2 separate regions of the Homo sapiens genome follow, and region 2 is linked to region 1. A link is a loop called in an ENCODE intact Hi-C map of the cell type or tissue named here. Cell type or tissue: endothelial cell of umbilical vein. All regions are shown on one strand. Each heading gives the region's core, and the rest is flanking DNA. Links, peaks and the distances in the headings are about the cores only. Region 1 has its middle 45 kb from the start of FABP6-AS1. Region 2 overlaps PWWP2A (PWWP domain containing 2A).

Region 1 (5,383 bases), core at 304-5,303:
CTGCGTTCAAGCAGTTCTACTGTCTCACCCTCCCAAGTAGCTGAGACTACAGGTACACACCACTATGCCCAGCTAATTTTTGTATTTTTAGTAGAGACGGGGTTTCACCATATTGGTCAGGCTGGTCTTGAACTCCTGACCTCAGGTGGTTCACCCACCTCAGTCTCCCAACGTGCTGGGATTACAGGCGTGAGCTGCCATGCCCGGCTGGCTCCCTCTTTTTAAAATTTTTTTAGAGATGGGATCTCACTATGTTGCCCAGGCAGGACTCGAACTTCTGGGCTCCGGCAACCCTCTCATCTTAGCCTTCTGAGTAGCTGGGACTACAGGCATGTGCCACCAAGCCTGGCTAACTTCCCCCTTAAAGTGAGAGGCATGGAGATGACGGTGATGTTGCTTCTGAAAAGATGTCTTCATTTATGCTGAGAGCAGGTGTGGATGGAGGGAACCCCAAACCCCCTTTACATCCCCTTTTTTCTGACTCAGCCCAGCCTTGGCCAAGGGACTGGATATACCTTTCTGGGCCTAGATGAGTCCTACTGCAAACTAGCAGGCGGTTGATGAGATTGGGGTTACAAATGCAAATGCTTACACTGGGGTCATGCCAATAATAGAAACGTCTAGGAATATTCATTTCCTCTATAAACACGTAGGTTCTCTTCTGATTTCCTTGAAACATGCCACACTCTCAGTCTCGTTTCCTATTTCTGATGAATCCGTAGAGGCAGACTATCTAAAGTAATTAAAAAAAAAATGCAAGAGTGAAGGAAAATGATGGCGGGGCGTGGTGGCTCACACCTGTAATCCCAGCACTTTGGGAGGCCAAGGCAGGTGGATCACTTAAGGTCAGGAGTTTGAGACCAGCCTGGCCAACATGGTGAAACCCCATCTCTATTAAAAATACAAAAATTAGCCAGGCATGATGGCATGTACCTGTAATCCCAGATACTCAGGAGGCTGAGGCAAGAGAATCACTTGAACCTGGGAAGCCGAGGTTGCAGCAGGCTGAGATTGCCCCACTGTACTCCAGCCTGGGTGACAGAGCAAGACTGAGTCTCAAAAAAAAAAAAAAAAAAGGAGTGAAGGAAAATGACAACTGGCACTTGGTCTCAGTGGAGGGGAATAAGAGGGGCCTGCTGACTGTCTATGGGGAACATGTAGGATGCCCACTCTGTCTTTAGGGCAACTGGCACTCAGCATATGCTGATTGGTGCCATGTGGACATGGATGCCCAATGTTAGCAGATCTCACACACTTTCTAGAGAAATTGAACACATCAATTTTTATTTGAAATTTCCCGATTATTAAAACTTTGGCTCAAATTTTTCTTAAAAAGTAGGAGGGCCAAGTACAACGTATTCTGGACTGTGAGCTGCCAGCCTGCCATCTCCAGATTAGGTGGGTTTTTTGTTTGTTTGTGTTGTTTTGTTTTGTTTTTGAGACAGAGTCTCCATCTGTAGCCCAGGCTGGAGTGCAGTGGCGAGATCTAGGCTCACTGCAACCTCTGCCTCCCGGGTTCAAGCAATTCTCTGCCTCAGTCTCCCGAGTACCTGGTATTACAGGCACCTACCACCATGCCTGGCTAATTTTTTGCATTTTTAGTAGAGATGGGGTTTCACCATCTTGGCCAGGCTGGTCTTAATCTCCTGACGTCGTGGTCTACCCACCTCAGCCTCCCAAAGCGCTGGGATTACAGGTGTAAGCCACCGTGTCCGGGCTTTTTTTTTTTTCTTTTCTTTTGAGACAGGGTCTCCTCTGTCACTCAGGCTGGAGTGCACTAGTGCGATAATGACTTACTGTAGCCTCAACCTCCCAGGCTCAGGTGATCCTCCTGCCTCAGCTTCTTGAGTAGCTGGGACCACAAGTCTGTGCCACCTGGCCTGGCTAATTTTTTAAAAAATTATCTGTAGAGGCAGGGTCTCCCTATGTTGCCCAGGCATACCTTGAGCTTGTGGGCTCAAGCGATCCGCCCACCTCAGCCTCCCAAAAGGCTGGCATTACAGACGTGAGCCACTGAGCTATCCCAGATTAGGTGTTTTTAAAGCTGTCTTTCTGCTGGAATGTTCTATGGAGAGAGCAGTGAACAGGGAAGGAGGAAAAGAAGAAGGGATAGCAGGAGTCACTGGGGAATCTCTTTGAGACCCAGTTGCGGGGAGAGGAAGAAGGTCTGGCCTTTCTACTCAGTAAGGCTCTGTTTAGGTTAACCCTTCTTTTCCTCTTGCTGCTGGCTCTCACTTGGGAGAAACGTAATGGCCCAAGCCTTAAGAGTGTCTGAGCAGATCTGAACTGCATGCTCCAGTGTGTTGCTGGAGAGGCGTGGCTGTGGCTCTGGTGGAAGGTGAGAGGGGAGACCACTATCCTAGTCTAGAAGAGGCCTGAGGCCTCGGCCTCCAAGAGGACCGCTCTCTGTGCCCTGGCCTGCTGCTATCCCTGGAGGAGCCCCGGATGTCCTTCCGACTGGGCCTGTGTGTCAGGGAGAGAGAATGTAGTCTGTGGTCAGTGTGGCTGGCAGCCAGCCTGGCAGATGGCCAGAACCCAGAGCTCGCTGGGAAGGAGCATAAACAAGGCGCCTGGTGGGCAGCTGTGACCCAGAATCTTCCAGCAGAAGAGCAGTGAGGAAGGAGGGGGGAATGCCAGGGGGACCCTCGCCCCGATTCCCCAGGCTGCCCAGCACTCAGGCATCAGTCAGGGACAGCATGGGGCTCCCTGAGGCACCGGGCAAGCAGCTGCCACAGAAAGAACTGGAGGAGCCCACTTTGAAGGGGTCTCCTGAGACTCTGTGATCCCATGACTCTGTGATTCAGCTTTTCTTACACTGTAGAGTCACTCTGTACAGAGGACATCTGTGGTTTTCCCTTGCCGAGCATCCACTCTGCTCCTTCTGTTAGCAGCACCCTAGTTATCCTCCGGGAAACCACCCCGCCTCCACTCAGTCCATGCGGTTTGGGTGAGGCTGACTTTGCTTTTCCACCCTCCCAGCTTGAGGGTGGGCATGTGTGCCCGGCCTGGCCAATCAGCAGACTTCTTCTTCTGCTGGATCCAGTGAAACCCAATCCAAGGGATTTTGCTGGAACTCTTGGGAAAAGTAAAATTGACAGCAATTGGCTTGATGCATATCTGGAGGTGCTGGGGGCCATCTGGTCCTGACATGGGAGGAGCTTGCCAGAGAATGAAGCCATCACAGAGAAAGACAGCATAGAGAGGGAGGGAGAGGACAACAGATTGATTAATTGACATGTGTAAGAGACAGAAAAATAACTGAGACTTGATGAAATGGTTTGAGCTCCTAGATCCAGCTTTAAATGATGTAGTTGGTATCTAATCCCTGGACTTTTCAGTGAAGGGGTCTAGAATATGCTGCCATGGCATAAAAATTATTATGAGCAGAAGGGATTTGAGTTCCTGAAATCTTTGATCTGCCTAAAAGTAGAGCCTCCCAAAAGAACTCAATTATAAATCCCCTCCCAGAGCAATCAGGGAAGATTGACTGTTATCTCTGAAGGCTAGAAGTCACCACACCTAAACAGACTGTCACAAAATTATCATATCTCCCATCTATTCTCCTAAGGGCCCATCTCTCTTTCCTAAAAGTCACGTGTTCCTGTAAGTGCCCTTCTCCCTTTTCCTTCCTCTATTAAGATGGTATATAAACTCCCAATTCTAATGCCTTCCTGAGTCACATTTTTGTGTGAATTCCTTTAAGGATAAGATTAAATGATTAAATCCGTCTCTTCTCATGCTAATCTGTCTTTTGTCAGTTTAATTTGCAGGCCCCCAGTCATTATCCTAACAAGGTAGAGGAAAACTTTTCCCTGCCCCGTCTCCACCTGCTCATCTAAGCTTCCATGACTCCAACATTCTACACAAGTCTATGATTTACCTAAGAACTAAATTCTACTTCATTTTCTTCAAGGCAGAAAGAAGCCAGCAAAGAACCTGGGGCCCTTTAAAACCCACCCTGATTGCTTGGAATTGGAGGGATTTGCCAATGAAATCTCAAGGATCCTGGCTGCATTTCTGCCCTGTCAGCACCCCCGGTGTTATCGGAAAAGGGGGTCCTGATACAGAACTCAAGAGAGGGTTCTTGGACCTCACACAACAAAGAGTTTGGGGAGAGTCCATAAAGTGAAAGCAAGTTTATTAAGGAAATAAAGGAATAAAAGAACGGCTACTCCATAGGCAGAGCAGCAGCTTGGGCTGCTGGACTAAGGATACTTATTGCTTGATTATATGCTAAACAGGGGGTGAATTATTCATGATTTTTCAGGAAAGGGGTGGGCAATTTCCGGAGCTGAGGGTTCCCCCTCTTTTAGACCATATAGGGTAACTTCCTGATGTTGCCGTGGCATTTGTAAACTGTCGTGGCACTGGTGGGAGTGTCTTTTAGCATGCTACTGCATTGTAATTAGTGTATAATGAGTGGTGAGGATGACCAGAGGTCACTTTCATGACCATCTTGGTTTTGTTGAGTTTTGGCCGGTGTCTTTACTGCAACCTGTTTTATCAGCAAGGTCTTTTATGACCTGTATCTTGTGCCGACCTCCTATCTCATCAACGCGTGACTAAGGATGCCTTAACTTTTTGGGAATGCAGCCCAGTAGGTCTCAGCATTATTTTACTCAGCTCCTGTTCAAGATGGAGTCGCTCTGGTTTGAATGCCTCTGACAACAGCATATACCCTAGGGAAACTTGATTTCTAGAGCACAAACCCGCAAAGAGAATGCCATGGGTCCTAGTAGTGTCCTTCATTCATCTGTCAATTCAATGCAAATGTATGGAACACCAACTGTTTTCAAAGATGAAGTTCTTATCCTCAGAGATCTTAGATTTTGGTGAGGAAAACAGACCAGTAAAAAAAATTTCATCAGAAAGTGATTAGTGCTATATTAGAGGTAAGTACCGAGAAGCAGCCTGTAGACCAGGGGGAGGCAGTAGGCATGACATAGGTGCTTCATGAAAGAAGTGACCTTTGAGCTGAATTCCACAGGATGAGGAGTCAGGCAGGAGAGAGGGTAGAAGAAGAGCTTTCCGGGCAAGCAAAGGAGCAATATGAGGTGCCAAATCCAAGGGATGGGAGAGGCTGTGGCTTGTAAGAGGAATTAGCTGGGGTAGAGTTGGTGTGGGTAGAGATTCCCTATTAGGGAACAGGGTGGCTGGCATGCTGTTTGACAAGCTGGTTTTGATGAGGGCTGCTTCCTACATGTAAGAACATACAGACAGCAAGCAACACAGCTCAGTCCCAAACCTGAGCCCCGGGCAAAGCCTGACTCATGTCCAAAGAGTAGAAAACAAGCTGGTGGATCCCCAGTCAGGGTTCCAAGCCAAGGGGTACAGCAGAGCCTCTGAGCATACGTATTGGTGAGCTCCATGCCCACAGTGGGCA
Region 2 (5,383 bases), core at 57-5,056, 76 kb before region 1:
CTCATGCCTATAATCCTAGCACTTTGTTGGGGGCCAAGACGAGAGGATCACTTGAGCCCAGGAGTTTGATAGCAGCCTGGGCAACAAAGGGAGACTTTGTCTCTACTAAACATTTTTTAAAAATTAGCCAGGCATGGTGACATACACCAGTAGTCCCAGCTATGGTAGGGGCAGGGGGCTTGAGGTGGGAGAACTGCTTGACCCCAGGAAGTCTAGGCTGTGATCTCGCCACTGCATTCCAGCCTGGGTGACAGAGTGTGACCCTATCTCAAAAAAAAAAAAAAAAAAGGAGGGGCTGGGGCACCAATTAGCATTGTAAGCTACAGTTATTTCCTTGTATAGGACTACAGGTTGATCAGGAAGGAATCCTGGAAGTGGGGTAATGCCAGCAGCATATTCCAATCACACCACTGACCAAGAAAAACACTCTTGTAACTTAATTTCCAACACCTTCTAGCAAGTGCCATCCTAATTTAAAAAATTTCTATCAAAACTAAATTACAGATGGAAGGTGGTGATGGTTGAACAACACTGTGAATGTATTTAATGCCACAGAACTGTATAATTAAAAATGATTAAGATGATAAATTTTACATCTATTTAACTACAATTTTTTAAATACCACACAAAAAAATCACAGTGCTCCATTAATATAACAAGGAGAAAGTGATTTCCATACATGCCACAAGGAAAGGAAAACAAAAATCCTGTTTGGATCTATAAACGTTAGGTCTCTTACTTGAGTAAAGATAAGACAAAGAGTTGTTTATCTTATATTAGTGTCAATTATCCATGGTAAAGACACCAAAATACCCTGGAAAACTAAAAATATACAGATCAGCTATATCACTGTGACTTTAAACTTCCTATTCCTTCGTTCAAAAATAGCACAACAAAGCATATTACTATTAGCTAATGCTTTCATTTTTTAATCCTGTTCTTTTGTTGAATGAAGGAATACAGTAAATCTACACAAACTGTAAATTTGGAATATGAAGGGCCTATTAACTAAATCAGAACCAGGTAAAAGTAACTAATGCACACTCGCCATTTTATTTTCTCCTCGAAATTGGCATGGCATCCTATTTCTGAATTCCCTTATGTCCGGCATGTTTTTTGTTTTGTTTTGTTTTTTGGGAGAGTCTCACTCTGTCACCCAGGCTGGAGTGCAACCTCCGCCTCCCGGGTTCAAGCAATTCTCCTGACTCAGCCTCTCGAGTTCAAGCAATTCTCCTGACTCAGCCTCTCGAGTAGCTGGGATTACAGGCGTATGCCACCATGCGCAGCTAATTTTTGTGTTTTTAGAAGAGACAGGGTTTAATAGAGACGGGGGTTTCGCCATGTTGGCCAGGCTGGTCTCGAACTCCTGACCTCAGGTGATCCACCTGCCTCAGCCTCCCTAAGTGCTGGGATTACAGGCATGAGCTACCGTGCCCAGCCATATCCGGCATTTTTTAAGAGATTGTTTTAATAGCTGTAATATAAGAAGAATACCAAAACAAAAACTAAATTTGCCCCAACTTAGAAACTGAGTCTTCATTCTCTCTGGAAAATTCCCTATTGGAGGCCATCACTAGGCACAAATTCCTGAATCAAAACATTAATTTTTCTAGACATTTGCCCATCTCTTTGGCTGTAAGTACTAATAAAAGTGAAAGCATGCAGCACAAACCATAGAAAATTAACAACTTAAAAGGGAAAACCTAATTTTAGATACAAATTATAGACTTAAGGTATTTCCAATTCCCAATTCAGTTATTCTAGACTTGTGACCTTTTAAACATAAGCAATTTTTAGAAAAGTACAACCTGCTTAAATAGGAGTGTAACTCAATTTAATATGTTGCAATTTAGATACTCAGGCTCACTAGTGAAGATATATTCATTTTGTTGATTTTAGTATCAGTTCCCTGTTCTTTGCCTCCAGTCTGTTTTCACATCAAAATTCCTGCCTATTCAACTTAGTACTAATCTACAATTACTATTTACAGATTTTTTTCCCCATCAAAACCATCTAGGGACACACCACCACGTTATGCAAAAAGGCTCCAGACTAGTGAATCCCAGTTTCTCTATCACACTGATATATAGGGTTTTTTTTCAGAGCCAGGGTCTCACTCTTGCCCAGACCAGAGTGCAGTGGTGTGATCATAGCTCACTGCAGCCTCCAACTCCTGACCTCAAGCCATCTTAGCCTCCCAAGTAGCTAGGATACAGGCGAATAGCTGGGACTATAGGCGTGCGCCACCATGCCCAGCTAAGTTTTTATTTTTCTGCAGAGATGGCAGCGGGGACGGGGGTCTATGTTGCCCAGAGTGGTCTCGAACTCCGGGCCTCAAGCAATCATCCCACCTTGGCCTTCCAAACTTCTAGGAATATGGGAATGACCCACCGCACCTGGCCTCTCACAGATAATTGTTTGGTCTTTGGTTCCACATCTGTAAATGAGAGTTGAATGGATGTTCCTTCCAAATGATTAGTCAGCTTCCTGGTCTATAAATTCTAGAAAGTAAAAAGGGAAAAATACTCTGATGCTTTACATTTCTGAGAATTTCCAGAAATAAAGACATTCTTAGCTTTCACAACTCTTCCTTCACTTGGTTTCTCCCCTGGCCAATCCTTTGTTTTAGCCACGACTCTTACTTAAGCCGCAGATTTGGTCTAAGCCAGTTTACTCCCACTCCAAGGGGAAAAAATACCCACTTCTGTTATCTCCATATCAAGAATAAGTGCCTTTTATCATTTCAAAGAGAAATATAAAGTGGCTACAACTACCCAATTCAACTCTATCTCCATCTGCAGTAGATACTGGACAAATTTATCTAAGACATTTCCATTGGAATAAAAGTTTTTAATATTCAGCTATTAGAGTTTAGAATACACATTTAAGATTAGAGAGATTCTTTAAAACTTGCTTCCCTACTGAAACTGCAAATGAAATATGCCAGACTGCCAGTTTAAAACGAAGGGGTCATTTGGCATATCATTTGTGATATGCTCAACCTTTTCCTCAAAGGTGTGTTCTACAAAACTGATTGTTATTTTTATATTCAACAATCATGTTTTTTTTTTCTTCTCTTTCCCCATGGCTTCTGAAACAAATCCAATTTGGTTTATGCCACAACAGCACATTTACCAAGCACTTGACCATATCAGTAATGTCTACTTCAAACTACTGTTAAAACTCACCCAGATCATTACACAAAGCCTTGGAATTACATATTTTGATGACTTTTAAGTCTTTCTGAACTTTAGATTTCAAACTTTTAAAAACACCTGATTGAACAAGTTCATTAATCTGAAACAAATACTTGGAAAATCTTTTAGGATAGTTCCTTATAACTTCTCAACCACACTGTGAATTTCAAAGAATTTTTTTTTTAAGTATAGTTGTTTCTGTTTGCAGGAAAGAATATGTTCTACTCAAGTGAAACATGTTTTCAAAATGTGTGTTTATTATAATCAAAAAGCATTGAGTGAGTTCCCCATAAGAAATTCTACTTGCTTCTGCAAAAATTCGCAATCAGTCAATAACCTTAAGAAAGCTGACAAGACTATTGATTTTCAATCTCCATTAATCTTTTCATTATGAGTTCCATAGTAACTACTTCAAATTGGATTTAGAAATCCACAAAAAACTGCTAAATTTTAAATTTCTAAAAGTATTGAAATTAGATATCCAAAAGTTAAGACACAAAGTATGAAAGCAACTTTAAAAATCTTGAGATAAACTTGCCTCCACAGCCAATCAGATATATTTCTCACTACTAATACAAAGCTAAAAATGGAAAATAAGAAATCAAATCTTAGGGACAGATGGACCATGTAGAAAAATAGTAAGCTAAGTTACTAGCCCCAAAAGCAGTGATACATGAGGCAGAAAACCAAACAGAAGAGACCGGTTGTAATTACCCGAATGTAAAAAAAGGAAGCATGTGATGAAATATTAAGACTAAAAATTAAAATTCACACATTTATGAGAAATTGGCAGGAAGGGGATATCAAATCTAAAAGCATTATCAAACCTCTATACTACAAAATCTTATTTTGAGAATATACTGATTCATCTCTCATTATTTGAAGTTTTCTTATCTCAGATAATATATTCCCTGATAGGGCAAATAGCAAAATAAAAGTTTGATTTTTCATCTCTTCTAAACACTCTTACAAAGAATAATTTTCTACCATCTTGAAATTTTTCAAAGCTTTTTGAGAAACACACACAAATAATTTGGATTTAGTTGATTTTATTTACAGCTTTTTTTTGGTTTTTTTTTTTTTTTTTACATTTCAGAGCATTACACAATTACATTTTCTCATTTTCTGACCTGCAAACAGATACCTTAAACGGAAATTATTTTGTTTTAATTATCAAATTAGGTACATCCAAAATGCAACAATTACACATATGACAATTAATTCACAAAGTATAATTTTACTGGGACATATCCTAAGAATTTAGGAACAGCCAGTCAGGAGAAATCTGACCAAATTTAGCAATCACTATTTACAAATCCAAAATCAAACCTATCTAAACTCCCAAACCAGAAGCTTGAAAGTATTTATTAAATCCCCACTGGACGAAAGACAGTGATGACTAACACCTATCCAGTCTTGACAGTTTTAATCCCAAACACTGGGCTATTTCCCCAGTCTGTAACTGAATTGCAACCATCTGTTTGTCAAACACCTAACCATCTAACTTTTACACCATTATGCGCATAGAAAGGCTAAGTGTTCATTATTTAAAAAACAAGTAGTCATTAAATATCCACTATTCCCCCAGCTCACCAAGCCCTTATTGCAATCCCAAATATGCAATCTGTGTCACACAGTGACAGGCTGTATTTCATATATATATATGTGTATATATACATATATATGTGTGTATATATACATACACGGATATATATATATACACACACACACACGTATATATATGTATATATACAGTATTAGGTACAAATGGCAATTAACAGTCCCTACAAAAATTCAATTTCAGTTGAGGCTATGGCTCCTATGCCTTGGGATGGTTTCGAACTTCAAAACTGAAAAATACTGCTAAAATCTCACTTCCTTAACACAAAATTTGATTATATGTTCAGTTTAAGCTCTCAGTCTAAAAATGGCTATAAGGTAAGTATTAAAAAGCCAGCCAACTGAGTGCAACTTCTCTCTCCAATCTGGCCACGCTATTTTGTAGAAATTATTCCTAACTAGACTAGAAAATCTGTGGTGACTTCCAATGGTCTTGCCTACCTTACTGCCCATGTTCACGTTTCAAACTGTGTCAACAAAGCCCGCACTTCGGGGGTCAGCTGCTTGGCAGCCTTAGCTGCCTCTGTGATAGCCTTGCGATACAGGCCCTTTCTCTTCTTATTAAA

What was found. Peaks named below come from ENCODE experiments on the same cell type or tissue, not always from the same donor. Only the 100,000 strongest peaks of a DNase experiment are listed, where the experiment ranks them.
Region 2: a loop joins it to region 1, with 5 times the contacts of the local background. A loop is called at or near these places in 8 of 110 quality-filtered maps.

The regions. Positions count from the first base shown.
Region 1 is chr5:160,162,829-160,168,211 of GRCh38, forward strand. No RefSeq gene overlaps it. Among named protein-coding and RNA genes, the nearest start is that of FABP6-AS1, 45 kb to the right of the region's middle. RefSeq lists enhancers at 1-380, 2,062-2,661, 2,914-3,208, 3,863-4,463 and a silencer at 2,914-3,208. In endothelial cell of umbilical vein, for the core only: no CTCF peak of the experiment used is centred there; DNase peaks (open chromatin) are centred at 2,513 and 3,053; H3K27ac peaks cover 2,552 bases.
Region 2 is chr5:160,087,110-160,092,492 of GRCh38, forward strand. It overlaps PWWP2A (PWWP domain containing 2A), which reads right to left. Exons shown (of 2, transcript NM_001130864.2): 2 at 4,230-5,383. The coding sequence ends at 5,273. Among named protein-coding and RNA genes, the nearest start is that of PWWP2A, 30 kb to the right of the region's middle. In endothelial cell of umbilical vein, for the core only: no CTCF peak of the experiment used is centred there; no DNase peak of the experiment used is centred there; H3K27ac peaks cover 391 bases.